Regions from separate parts of the Homo sapiens genome. Here region 1 is linked to region 2. The links are chromatin contacts, found by Hi-C in ENCODE. All regions are on one chromosome and are shown on one strand. Each heading gives the region's core, a stretch centred on a gene start or an enhancer-like site at or near the end of the contact. The rest is flanking DNA. Distances are from core to core; before and after follow the strand shown.

Region 1 (6,436 bases), core at 3,937-6,436, 640 kb after region 2:
GGTCTCAGACTCCTTAGCCAAGCAATCCTCCCACCTCAGCCTTCCAAAGTGCTGTGATTTACAGGCGTGAGCCACCGCACCCAGCTGAGTCTATTGTTTTTAAACGTTTGTTTTATCATGGACCAATTACATTGCTTTGAATCTTTAAAATAATGTGCATGGTGGAGGATGGGCAGTGGTACCCCCCGCCCTCTGTAACAGACAAGCTGCTGAAGGGACGTGTAACACACTGTTTCTGGTCACCTGAACAACAGTTTAAAGGCGCAGTAAGAGGGAGAGATTCCCTACTTCATGGGTTGTGAGAAATCCTTTTGCGAAATGGAGATCCCTTTAGTAGGGAAAGACCTCTCTCCCTCATCTACCCTACCCCGGGGTTACCTTTTGGAGTTCAGATTTTCTTTTCTCAACATGACCGTGTTACCCGTACCCCAAGTGAACAACCTTGGAAGTTTCTGACATTGCAAATGTCCATTTTCTTTAATGGCCAGAATGGAAAAGACTTAAAGTAGGCACTGTTCAGAGAGGGTACAAATGAATTCTCCCACGGGATCCTTGCGACCACCGCCGACAGTCAGCCAGGACACCACAGGGTAGTGGCCGCTATTCTGGTCCCCCCACCAGTTCCCGTCTCTAGAAGCAAGCAACCTGCCCCACCCACGGAGGCAGGCACCCAGCTGCCAAGCTTCTGTTATGGGATAGGTGGGATCGTAAACACAGTTAACTCCTCCTAGCCAGCATCCTGAAACAATTCTGGTGACATTTCACCAATGGCTTTACTGGTGCAGAGACATAGCATGGCTTGTCCCAAGTCACAGCTAAGCTACAGACCCAGGAGTCGAACCCAGCCCTCTCCCTCCTTGCAGGATGGTGACCCTTGGCGAGCTTTGACCTCCAGACTCTGGAGGAACTCAGTACCTGTACGACCTCCTTCACCAGGGTCTTGTCCGTCCCGGTTTTGGCGCGCTGCAGCCCGCTGACGTTCTCACCGATCCACGTGATGAGGGCAAACTTGGACCTCTTGCTCATGGCATCCCCGGTGGTGAAGCGCACGAAGGCAAACAACCGGACGTCATCTGTGGCCAAAAGCGAAAAGAGAACATGGTGCTGCGTTAAAACACCCCCATGTCATGTCCCTGGGGAGAGGCTGTGAGCCACGAGTGCGCCTGGAGCAGCACAGCAGGAGACCGGTGCAGTTCCCTGGGAGCACCATGTGCAGAGGACAGGAGGGAAGCACTCATCCGCTGCCCTTGTCACACTCCCCTGAATCCTGGCAACAGTGCTGCAGGCTTCATGCCCATTTCACAGATGGGAAATGGAGATTCAGAGAAGTCACATGGCACTTTCAAGGTTGTGAGGGAATTCAAGGTCATGCTGGGATTTAAACCCAGGCCTTTCTGGCTGCAACGCCTACAGCCTTCCTACAATCAAGGCTCAAAGTCTGGGTGGGCCCATTGCACAGATGTGGGTGCCGCCAGCAGTGCCAGGGCCCAGCCAAAAAAAATTTAAAAATAAAAATTTAAAAAGGCTCAAATTATGGATCTTATTTAGGGACCAGAAATTCATCCTCTTTGTAGACCAGAAATTCATCAACTCTTTTTGCCTCAATCTTTGCAGTTTGGAATGAGACTCTACACTGTAGAGAGACAGGAGGGGCAAGGGGGGTGCTGGGTATGAAGAGGAAACAAAGAAAATGGCTCTTAATTTGGCCCGGGATATGGCTCCGAGGATATTTCACTTATGACTAGGGCAATTAGGTCAACAATGAATTCTGAACACATTTCCATTGGCTGTGTTATGCTTGTTCTATCTTATATAGTCATTTTTATTAAAATGGCTTTGAGGGCTATTTTGTTCCATTGATCCACATTAAGTTTTATTTCAATGCCACACTGTTTTTATTATCATGACTTTAAAATTTGTTTCACAATCCACTATGCTAAGTTCCCCCACCCTCCACTGCTCTGTATTATCAAAATATCATTTGATATTCTGGAATTTTTTTTTTTTTTTTTGAGACAGAGTCTCGCTCTGTCGCCCAGGCTGAAGTGCAGTGGCGCGATCTCGACTCACTGCAAGCTTGGCCTCTAGGGTTCACACCATTCTCCTGCCTCAGCCTCCCGAGTAGCTGGGACTACAGGCGCCCACCACCACACCTGGCTAATTTTTTGTATTTTTAGTAGAGATGGGGTTTCACTGTGTTAGCCAGGATGAATCTTGATCTCCTGACCTTGTATTCCACCCGCCTCAGCCTCCCAAAGTGCTGGGATTACAGGCGTGAGCCACCGCGCCCAGCCTGATTTTTTGAATTTTTAAAGTGATGTGTGTATTGGCCAGGTATGGTGGCTCACCCCTGTAATCCCAGCACTTTGGGAGGCAAAGGTGGGAGGATCACTTCAGCCCAAGAGCTTGAGACCAACCTGGGCAACATGGAGAAATCACCTCTCTAAAAAAAAAAAAAAAAAAAAAAAAAAAAAAACCAAAAAATTAGCTGGGCACGGTGGCAGGCACCTGTAGTCCCAGCTACCAGGGAGGCTAAGGTGGGAGGATCACTTGAGCCCAGGAGGTTGAGACTGCAGTTGAGTAGAGATTACGCCACTGTACTCCAGCCTGGGTGGCCAACTGAGACCCTGTCTCAAATAAAATAAAATAAAATAAAATAAAATAAAATAAAATAAAATAAAATAAAATAAAAATATGTGCGTGCATGTGTATGTGTGCATTGCATGTGTGTGCGTGTGCATGCGGGTGCATGTGTACCCCACTAGGATAAACCAAAATTGTTCAACATCAGCTCAACTGGCATCTGGGGCCAGATCATTCTCTCTGGTAGGAACCATCCCGTAAATTGCAGGGTGCTGAGCAGCACCCCTCACCTGGCCCCACCAGTTATGACAAACAAAAATGCCTCCATACATTGCAGATGTCCTCCAAAGGGGGCAGAACACCCCCAGTTGAGAACCTCTGCTGTAAACCGTTGGTGTCCCCATTTAATTGGGACCCCTTTTGTGTTTTCCAACAAAGTTCTGTGCCTCTTGAGGGGATCACATATCCTTATTCAGCTTACTTCACAAACAGTTCATATTTTAACTGCCATTATCACCAAGATCTCATTACAATTCCTAAGTGGTGGTTGCTGGCACATAGGGATGCCACTGGTTTGGAGTCATTCACCTTGTATTAGCCACTTGCATAAACTGATGCTCTCTCAGGGCGTTTAGTTGCTGGTGTGAGGGTTTCTCAGGCACCTAATGATATCGTAGAGCGATATGTTTGCTTCTCAAACATTGTGTGGATTTGAATCACTGGGGAAATCTTAAACGCAGCTTCTGATTAAACAGCTCTGGGGTCTACGCTTCTAAGAAGCTTCCCAGTGATGCTGATGCTACTGGTCAAAGGATCACACTGAGTTAAAAAAAAAAAAAAAAATCAATCTGCGTTTCTTCCTAGAATCTAAGTACGTCCCTGCAGAGTCCCGCACGAAGCATGTAGGTTAGCACCAAGACCCAAGGACACAAACCACCTGTCTACAGGAGATACTGGCCTGCAGCTGACAAGCTCACTTCCTGGTGATTATCTCAAAACCGGAGGGGGTAACCAGCACGTTCGCCTTCAACAAGAAGCCGGGTGGTCTAACGGGTCATCCATTTGTCCCCGGGAGCTAAGGAACACGCAGCTCTCAGCAGACCATGAATGCGTGATCCTAGCTGCAGTCCAGGGTCAGGGACTCCACAACACTTACTTCTTAAAGGAAACTGATCGTCATCACCACTCACATTGGCACACCACTTTTCAGTTTACAAAACATGCTTCTATTTCATCTCATTTGGTCTTTGTAACAACGCTGGGAGGCAGATGAGGTAGAGACGTCATGGCCACTTTCATCATCAACATCCAAATCACCTTCATTGATAAGGGCTGGAGGCTCAGAGGCCACGTGATGTGGCCAGACTCTCAACACGAGGCCAGAGCCAAGGGCCTGGACACCTTGGGTGTGTGTGCTCAGCCCCCTTTCTCCAGGGAAATGCCCCACCAGGCCATGGCTATCTGGGGGTCAGTAGGTAACAACGCAGCAGGGATAGAAGGAAGGATGGTCTCAGGGACACTGCGCAGGTGAATCCACAGGGCCTGGTGACCAACTGGATGTGAGAAGGTGAGGACAGAGGAGTCCAGGGCACAGGAGACCCCGAGGGGTGAGGGCCCCACCTCCCATGCCCCGGGGACTGTGCCTGAATTCCCAAACATCAGCCTGGGCTGCCTCACCTGTAAAACACGTTCTTTTCTTTATTGAGATAAAAGTCACATAACAAAATTCACCATTTTAACCACTTTTTTTTTTTTTGAGAAGGGAGTCTCGCTCCGTCGCCCAGGCTGGAGTGCAGTGGCGCGATCTCGGCTCACTGCAAGCTCCGCCTCCCGGGTTCACACCATTCTCCTGCCTCAGCCCCCCGAGTAGCTGGGACTACAGGCGCCCGCCACCACGCCCGGCTAATTTTTTGTATTTTTAGTAGAGACGGGGTTTCACCGTGGTCTTGATCTCCTGACCTCGTGATCCGCCCACCTCGGCCTCCCAAAGTGCTGGGATTACAAGCGTGAGCCACCGCGCCCGGCCATTTTAACCACTTTAAAGCATCCAATTCAGTGGCTTTAAGGACACTCACAATGTTGTGCCATCATCGCTACTATCTAATTTCACCACTCCAACGAGAACTCCCGTCCTCAAGAACAGTCACTCCCCATTCTCCACCCCATTCCCCCAGGCCCTGGCAGCCACTCTTCCACTTTCTGTCTCTATGGATTGGCCTGTGCTGGACATTTCATTGAAATGGACTCATATGCTATGTGGCCTCTGCGGTCTGGCTTTCACTCAGCGTCACATCTCCAAGGATCATCCCTGCTGCCGCATGTGCGGGTCACCACTTCATTCCTTTTATGGCTGAACAGCACTCCATTGCATGGAGAGAGCACATTTTGCTTATCAGTGCATCAGTTGATAGACATTTGGGATCCTTCCAAAATGGGGTGATTTCACGCCTCCCTTATCAGTTGACCATGATGACTGAAAGTGAAAGCTACAAAACCCACCTAGCCCATCAGGGTGGAACCTCCAACCTAAAGCTCCTGACACAGGGCGGGGCTGCCAGGTGGCCACAGCGCACAGGAAACGAGACTGGTGCAAGAGATGGCAGTTCCTCACTTGTAAGGTGCAAAGTGCGCAGCCACAGGCGGCTGGTGCAGACTTGGAGTGTGGGGGAGCAGCGCTTTAGCTCGAGAGCATTTCTCAGCAGTCCCCGTGGTGTCTGGGAAGCCAGGGCTCTGTTTTGAGGAGTGTCGTCAGAGCATCAACACCAAAGTGCTTAATTAAATGGCAGCCTTGACCTGAGGGGGAGGAGGGGCTGAACATCCGCCTCCGACTGCATTTCACAAGCAAAAGAACACGGTGAGTGTGTTTCCATGGTAACCGCTCTCGGGTTCCCATTTCCACATTGGTCAGCCCGGACTTGGATCCAAACTACCCATCCCTGGCCCAAGCCTCCATGGAGGTAAGTTACCAGCCCTGCTTTGGGCCAACGCAGTTTTTGGGGACCTCAACCATGTGTTCAGCCCATGGCCAAGGCTTCGGGCTGAGCCAGCTCTCCCAGCCTCTCTCTCTTCTCAGTGTCGCCCCCTCCCACGGCTCTGGCTGGCTCCTCTGCGGAGCTCCATGGCTTTTCCAGCGTCTGCCCTCTCTGCTGGCTGCCAAGTGCCTCCACATGCCGGCCATGCTCTGCGCACCTCCAACCCTCCACATCCACCCTTCCCCTCTTTCAGACCTCCCCAGGTCTACCTTGGGCAACACCCTTTGCCCCCGGAGGGTCACAGATTCTTGTTGAAGAACCACAGGCATTGTCCCTGTGTCCCAAGTACCAGCCCAGGGCCTGGCACAAGATAGATGTACAATAAGTAAGTTACACCCACAACCCCAAGGACACTGGGAACCTTCCAGAACCACAGCCTGATGTCATTTAAATGATCGTGGGGGAGCGGGGTAAAGAGGGACGTGGTTTGCTAGGTGACTGCTGCGTGCTTATCCGACAATGGTTTGGTCAACAAGATTGCTGACAGGCCTGTTTTTGAAAATCCGAGTCACGTTATGCTTACAAATGTTTGCTGCTAGAGATCTGGCACGACAGTGACGGGTCAGCTGAGTCGGAGACGGAAAACCTGTTGGTCTGCGCACCGTTTTTGCAGCTGCCCGGCAGACTGGAGGCCTCTCCCCAACCCTGCTCACCCTGAAGGAGGTTCTCGGTCCCTTTTGACCTCACACTGGGCAGTGGAAGGGGAATCGCTAGTTCTTCATCCCTGGTTTAGTTACTTTCCCTCTTCTGAACAAATTGGGTCCACAAACCCCAGTGGCAGTCACAGCCCCACATCAGCAGTGGGGAGCCCTAGGCTCCCT
Region 2 (6,372 bases), core at 3,747-6,246:
CAGTGACTCAGTCTTAGCTCACTGCAACCTCCGCTTCCCGGGTTCAAGCAATTCTCCTCCCTCAGACTCCTGAGTAGCTGGGATTACAGGTGACCGCCACCATGCCCTGCCAATTTTTATATTTTTAGTAGAGACGGAGTTTCACCATATTGGCCAGGCCGGTCTCAAACTCCTGACCTCAGGTGATCTGCCCGCCTCAGCCTTCCACGGTGCTGGGATTACAGGCGTGAGCTACCATACCCGGCCTAATTTTAATAATATGTTCTATCTATCCCAGTATGTCAGATATTTTCCTTATTTTCATTGCAACATGTAATCCATATTAAAATTATGAATGAGATATTTTACCTTTTTGGTACTAATTCTTTGAATTCTGGCATGTATTTTACATTTACAACTGCAGTTGACAAAATACAGGCTGCCAGGGAAATTTGAATTTCAGATAAACAAGAAATAAACTTTTAGTGTAAGTATGTCCTGTGCAATATTGAAGATACACTAAAAGTTTGTTTCTTATTTATCTGAAATTCAAATTTCCCTGGAACCTCTGTTGTCTTTTGCTGCCTCTAGAAACCCTCTTGTGAGCACGCCTGAATTTGGAGGATCACGTCACAAGCTCTCAATAGCCACTTGAACTCATGGCCTTAAAGAGCACAAGGCAGGTCCAGGGGAACCAGGGCACCCACTGGCACCCAAGACAGCCAGCCCCCTCAAGTCAGCCTGCAAAGACCCATTTGGCTCCTCCCCTCTCTGCAGCCCCTCTAACCATCGCCCTTTTGCCTGCCCTTAACAGTATCGGCCTTTGTCTTAGTCAAGCTTTCGAGGAGCAACTCAGCAATTCTGTTACCGATAATCACCTAACAGGTAAACAAGATGGCAGGGAGGAAAGTCCACGTCTCGCCCCACAGTTCCCCATATCAGCAAATCTTCAAATTCTAGAACAAGGTCAGGGTCAGCAGGGGCAGGGCAGGTTTGGAGGAAGGCCAGGCCAAGCCCAGGAGAAGAGACAGGGTCCAGGGAAGCCCACCTCCTTCCTGGGTCTCCCCTCCAGACCCCCAAGACCCCCAGCCTCAGGCCTTCTCAAGCCCCAGCCTTAAGGAGTTGAGCACTCCAGGGTGGGGGGTCTCTGATCCTGGGTGCCTGTCTCTCTCTGCCTCAGTTTACACATTCAAAACCACTGGGAAGCCACAGACCAGGCACCGTGGGATGGGGAAGTGGAGACCGAGAGGCTGCTGCCGGGGAAATATGCAGTGCAGACAAGAGGTACGTCGGCGGCAGCTGCATCCCTCCCTGCCCTCATGTTCAAAAGCCCTGTCTAGGTCCTGGTGTGTTGGAGCTGCACATTCAGAGCGTCAGAGTGTTGGTCACAAGGCCACAGCTGGAACAGAAGCCCAGAGAGGGAGGCTTCCCCCCCCAGGTCACACAGCACACCTGAGGTGGGGCTAGACACTGGCCAGGAGCTGAGGCTCAGAGCAAGGGGCTTCCTGCTGCCCCTCCACCATGTGGGGCACTGCTCCTGAGGGCCCCGGGAGGAAAGGAATACGAGGGCCCATTTCCCCTGGGTAAAACTGAGACTGAGGGGCCATGCCTCGTCAAAGCCTACCCAGCCTGCCAGGGCTGAACCCACAGACAGCTCCCACCTACCCAGCCTCATGCAGGGTGCAGCCCCAGGCTGGACGCATCACGTGATTTTGGGGGCCTAGTACTAAATGGAAATTCAGGATATTCATGTCAAAATTAACAATTTTAAGGCAGTGGCAGCAGAGCATTAAACCAAACTCCGGGCTCTTCTGATCACAGGGCCCTGAGCACAGGTCACCCAGGGAAGCAGAGGAGGGGAAGGAGAGACGCAGCTCAGTCCCGGCTCCCTCCCCAGCCCTCCAGGCTCTCTGTGCACATGGCCCCAGCTGTGCCTAACCTCTTCCCTAAGCCTTTTTCACCCCAGCTTCTCATTGTGCTCCCTAAACCCTTACCCCCAGCTATCAGGCCCTCCCTTACTGCCAGCACTGGCAGATACGCACACACAGACATGCGCATACATACCAGCACACACGTACACACACATGCACACGTGAGCACATGTGCACACATGCACATACATACTGGCACACACGTACACACACATGCACACATGAGCACATGTGCACACATGCACATACACACTGGCACACACGTACACACACATGCACACATGAGCACATGTGCACACATGCACATACATACTGGCACACACGTACACACACATGCACACATGAGCACATGTGCACACATGCACATACACACTGGCACACACGTACACACACATGCACACATGAGCACATGTGCACACATGCACATACATACCGGCACACGTACACACACGCACACATGAGCACATGTGCACACATGCACACACATGCACACATGAGCACATGTGCACACATGCACATACATACTAGCACACACGTACACACACATGCACACGTGAGCACATGTGCACACATGCACATACATACTGGCACACGTACACACACATGCACACATGAGCACATGTGCACACATGCACATACATACTGGCACACGTACACACATGCACACATGAGCACATGTGCACACATGCACATACATACTGGCACACACGTACACACACATGCACACGTGAGCACATGTGCACACATGCACATACATACTGGCACACGTACACACACATGCACACGTGAGCACATGTGCACACATGCACATACATACTGGCACACACGTACACACACATGCACACGTGAGCACATGTGCACACATGCACATACATACTGGCACACGTACACACACATGCACACATGAGCACATGTGCACACATACACATGCACACACATCCTCATTCCCTCTCTCTCTCTCTCGCCCTCTGTAGGTTCCTGCTACTCTCACCTCATCAGAGTTGTTTTCTACCAGGAACCAGCCCCAGCCCCAGCCCCAGCCCCTGCTGGCAGATGCTCCGGTACCCTGGGCTGTGGCTTCCAGGATGTGCCTGACTCCAGGGCAGGGCTGTGGCCACCAGGGCCAGGACGAGGGTGAGGAGGGGGAGGCATCACCTCAGGCACAAAATTTTAGGGGCAGCAAAGCACTCCCATCACCAGAATACATACTGTGTCCATGCAGTGTTCTTACACATCAAAATTCATGAAAAAAAATCCAGAATGGAAAAAATATCAAACTTTTATTATAAACACAGACGGCATCGGAAGTCCTGGTTCTCCTCTTCCCATCAGCCCCAAGGCACTGCTCTGGAACCTGTCTGGGTTTATCCTGGCTTTTTTGCATTCATTTAGATTTTTTTTAATTGCCTCAAAATATTATTTTGTTTACTGGTTTTGGTTCCCTCTTAAAGTTTGCACTCAAAGGTGCACCCCCATCCCCCGCCCCTCGAGGGTGGCAGACAGGAGGACGAGGGCGGGCGACAACAACATCAACACTGAAAACAACAGCGAATGGACACTGAGGTCATGTGTGCACCGCGGCAGCTCCCTCCCTCCCTCCCTGCCTTCCACCCTCCTTCCCTCCCTCCCTCCTTCCCTTCCTGCCTTCCTCCCTCCTTCCATCCCTCCTTCCCTCCCTCCCTGCCTTCCTCCCTCTTTCCCTTCCTCCCTCTTTCCCTCCCTCTTCCCTTCCTCCTTCCTCCTTCTCTCCCTGCTTTCCTCCCTCCTTCCCTCCCTACTTCCCTCCCTCCCTGCCTTCCTCCCTCCTTCCCCCCCTGCTTCCCTCCCTACCTCCTTCCTTCCCTCCCTCCTTCCCTCCCTGCTTTCCTCCCTCCTTCCCTCCCTACTTCCCTCCCTCCCTGCCTTCCTCCCTCCTTCCCCCCCTGCTTCCCTCCCTCCCTGCCTCCCTTCTGTTTAACCGATGTTGAGTGCCTATGTGTCCTAAGCGCTGTTCTAGACACTGTGTAGAGCAGTCACGAATATACTTCCCTGCCCACACAGAGCTCACATTCTGGTTTGGGAAGAGAGACAATAAAATAATTCAGAAATAGGCCAGGTGTGGCATCTCACGCCTGTAATCCCAGCACTTTGGAAGGCTGAGGCGGGCGGATCATCTGAGGTCGGGAGTTCGAGACCAGCCTTGCCAACATGGTGAAACCCTATCTCTACCAAAAATACAAAATTAGCCGGGCGTGGTGGCACATGCCTGTAATCTCAGCTACTCAGGAGGCTGAGGCAGGGGAATCACTTGAGCCCGGGAGGCGTAGGTTGCAGTGAACCGAGATCGCGCCATTGCACCCCAGCCTGGGAAACAAGAGCGAAACTCCTTCTCAAAATAATAATAATTAAGAAACAGCAAGGTGTGGGGTGTGCAGTGCTACCCACATAAAACAGGAGAGAAGAGCCTGGGAGCAGGCTTCAAGTTCTAAGCATGGCAGACAAGAAGGATGTCATGTAAACCCTCACGGCCACTCTGGTAGAGACAATCTGTGACTTGGCCCCAGTTTTCAGATGAGGAAACTGAGGTGCGGGCCCTAAGGCAGCTTGCCAGAGCCCTGCAGCTGGGAAATGGCAAAGCTGGATTCGCAGCCCAGGCAGGCTGGTGCCAGAGGGCTTTTGGGGATTGGAGGGTGCAGTGAAATCCAGGTGGAATGCGGGAACTGGACGGGGTTTCGCCACTTAAAGGTACTGTTATTTTAACTGTGTGCGGGACAAAGCCATCTCCTCTTCGCTTATGGCAAAGGCCAGGCTGGCTCATTCAGAGGTCACTGGTTCCTCCTCCAGAGACTGAGCCCCAGGGATGGGGGTCTGGCTAGGGGGAGGTGGCTGGGAGGGAGCGCCACCCTAGGCCCCCTGGCAGGCCGCCCAGCAGGGGCCCTTTAAGGCTGGCCATGAGGCAGGCAGCGTGACACCCGCCCAGTGTGCAAGTTCATTCATCACGGGCCCCTGCTGACTCACGCTTATGAAAGTGATTTTCCTGGCCCCGCCCACTGCCTGCGCCGCCTCCTCCCTCCCCGTGAAATACCCTCACTTCCCTCTGGCCTCTCAGAGCCTCTTGGATCCCCACAGGGTAATGGGTGTCCCGATCTCGCGGGGGACTCTGTGATCCGTGTTCCCCTGACCCTCCTAGTGCACAACTTGGCCGGGCTCACTGGGCTCCTGCACCACTGCCTGTCAGGTGAGTGTCCGGGGCCAGGTTCCGGGGCAGGGAATCAGGCACATCCCAGGCACCCGTGGCAAGCCCAGCTGGACCGGAGGGTCTGCAGAGCCCTGGCGCCAGGCGGGGGTCCCGGGTGGTCCTGAGTGGAGGCCCTCGCCTGGGTTCTCTGGAGCCCGGCAGGATTCTCCCCTACACCAGGTTCCTCCCAGATCCTCAGCTGTGTCCCTGTCCAGGTGCCTGGTACCCTCAGCCAAGCAGCTGAAGCGGCCACAGTCCCAGCGTACCCTGGGCCATGTGACCGCCGCTCCTAGCAGGAAAGAGGGGTGTGGCCAGCCCGGGCTTACTGCCCAGCTGTTCCAAGGCCACTGGGTCGGCAGCCAGGCTGGGTGCCTTCTGGGTTTCTGCTTCTCCTGCTCAGGAGGGACAGAGCCCTTGGGTGCCCATGAACAGCCCCCATCCCTGGAGGTCCCAGCGACTTAGCTTCTCTCAGGAGGCTCAAGAGTGCGGCGGGTTGGGAGGGCGGCCCCTGGGAGGCTGGGGAGCTGCAGGAGACCCTGGGCTCCAGGTGTGCGGCACTGGGGCGAGGGCTCGTCTGTGATAAATGGCAAGTGCCGCTTGCGTGGACAGACCACCCCCTCACACTTTAGCGCCCCCAGGGCTTCGTGTCACTTTCTTGGTCTCCCTGTAATCAGCTGTTTTACTGGAGGGGACTTGGCAGAACTAAGATTTGTCACATGGCCGTGGTCTTGGACCCTCCTAGGTGACCTGGGGCAAGACGCCCACTCCTCCTGACCAGCTTTTCTTCCTCTGCACAATGGGGATAAGAACACCCACCTCCTGGGGTGTCTTCAAAGGCAAAGGAGTAAATGGCCACTAGAGGTGCCAAAGAAACGCAGACATACAGGTGTCCCAGAGTCTCAGAGCAGTTTGCAGCTTTAACAACCTCAGAAGTACAAATGCCGCACACTTGAAAGAAACGTCAGTCGAAGGTGCAACTGTTTTCATTTCTTTTATCCTGTTTGCCTTTGTGAAATTTGAAACATCAATTTTTAATGTTAACTTCTTTCCATCAACATCTGCCATCTTCAATTAAAGGGACTTAAAAAGATAACATTAAAAATTGATTCTTCCAACTCCGTAAAACTAAAAAGCACAAAAGGAATTGAAATGAAACTTTTGAACTCTCTTTTGTAAGTTGGCAGCATATTTGTCCGAGGTTATGAGTGACAGCGTCAAGCTGCTTCGGACTTTGGGGCGTCCTGT

What was found. A loop is a pair of places that touch in the nucleus more often than their neighbours do. Pooled maps may share reads with other maps.
Region 1: a pooled map shows a loop between it and region 2 (4-fold over the local background). The contact joins the enhancer-like site here to the promoter of OSGIN1 in region 2. A Hi-C loop is called at or near these places in 1 of 168 maps with a recorded cell type or tissue (GM12878), 1 of 37 single-sample maps with no recorded cell type and 5 of 50 pooled maps.

What each region holds. Positions count from the first base shown.
Region 1 is chr16:84,589,190-84,595,625 of GRCh38, forward strand. COTL1 (coactosin like F-actin binding protein 1) reads right to left here. Exons shown (of 4, transcript NM_021149.5): 3 at 916-1,073. Among named protein-coding and RNA genes, the nearest start is that of COTL1, 26 kb to the right of the region's middle. RefSeq lists enhancers at 1,138-1,637, 4,703-5,002. Within about 2 kb of position 5,187, at least 18 of the 41 ENCODE cell types and tissues checked have a DNase peak (open chromatin) inside an H3K27ac peak, as active enhancers do; they include GM12878, where a contact is called at or near this core.
Region 2 is chr16:83,948,244-83,954,615 of GRCh38, forward strand. OSGIN1 (oxidative stress induced growth inhibitor 1) reads left to right here and starts at 4,997. Exons shown (of 6, transcript NM_182981.3): 1 at 4,997-5,127. RefSeq lists a silencer at 5,272-5,321 and an enhancer at 5,810-6,372.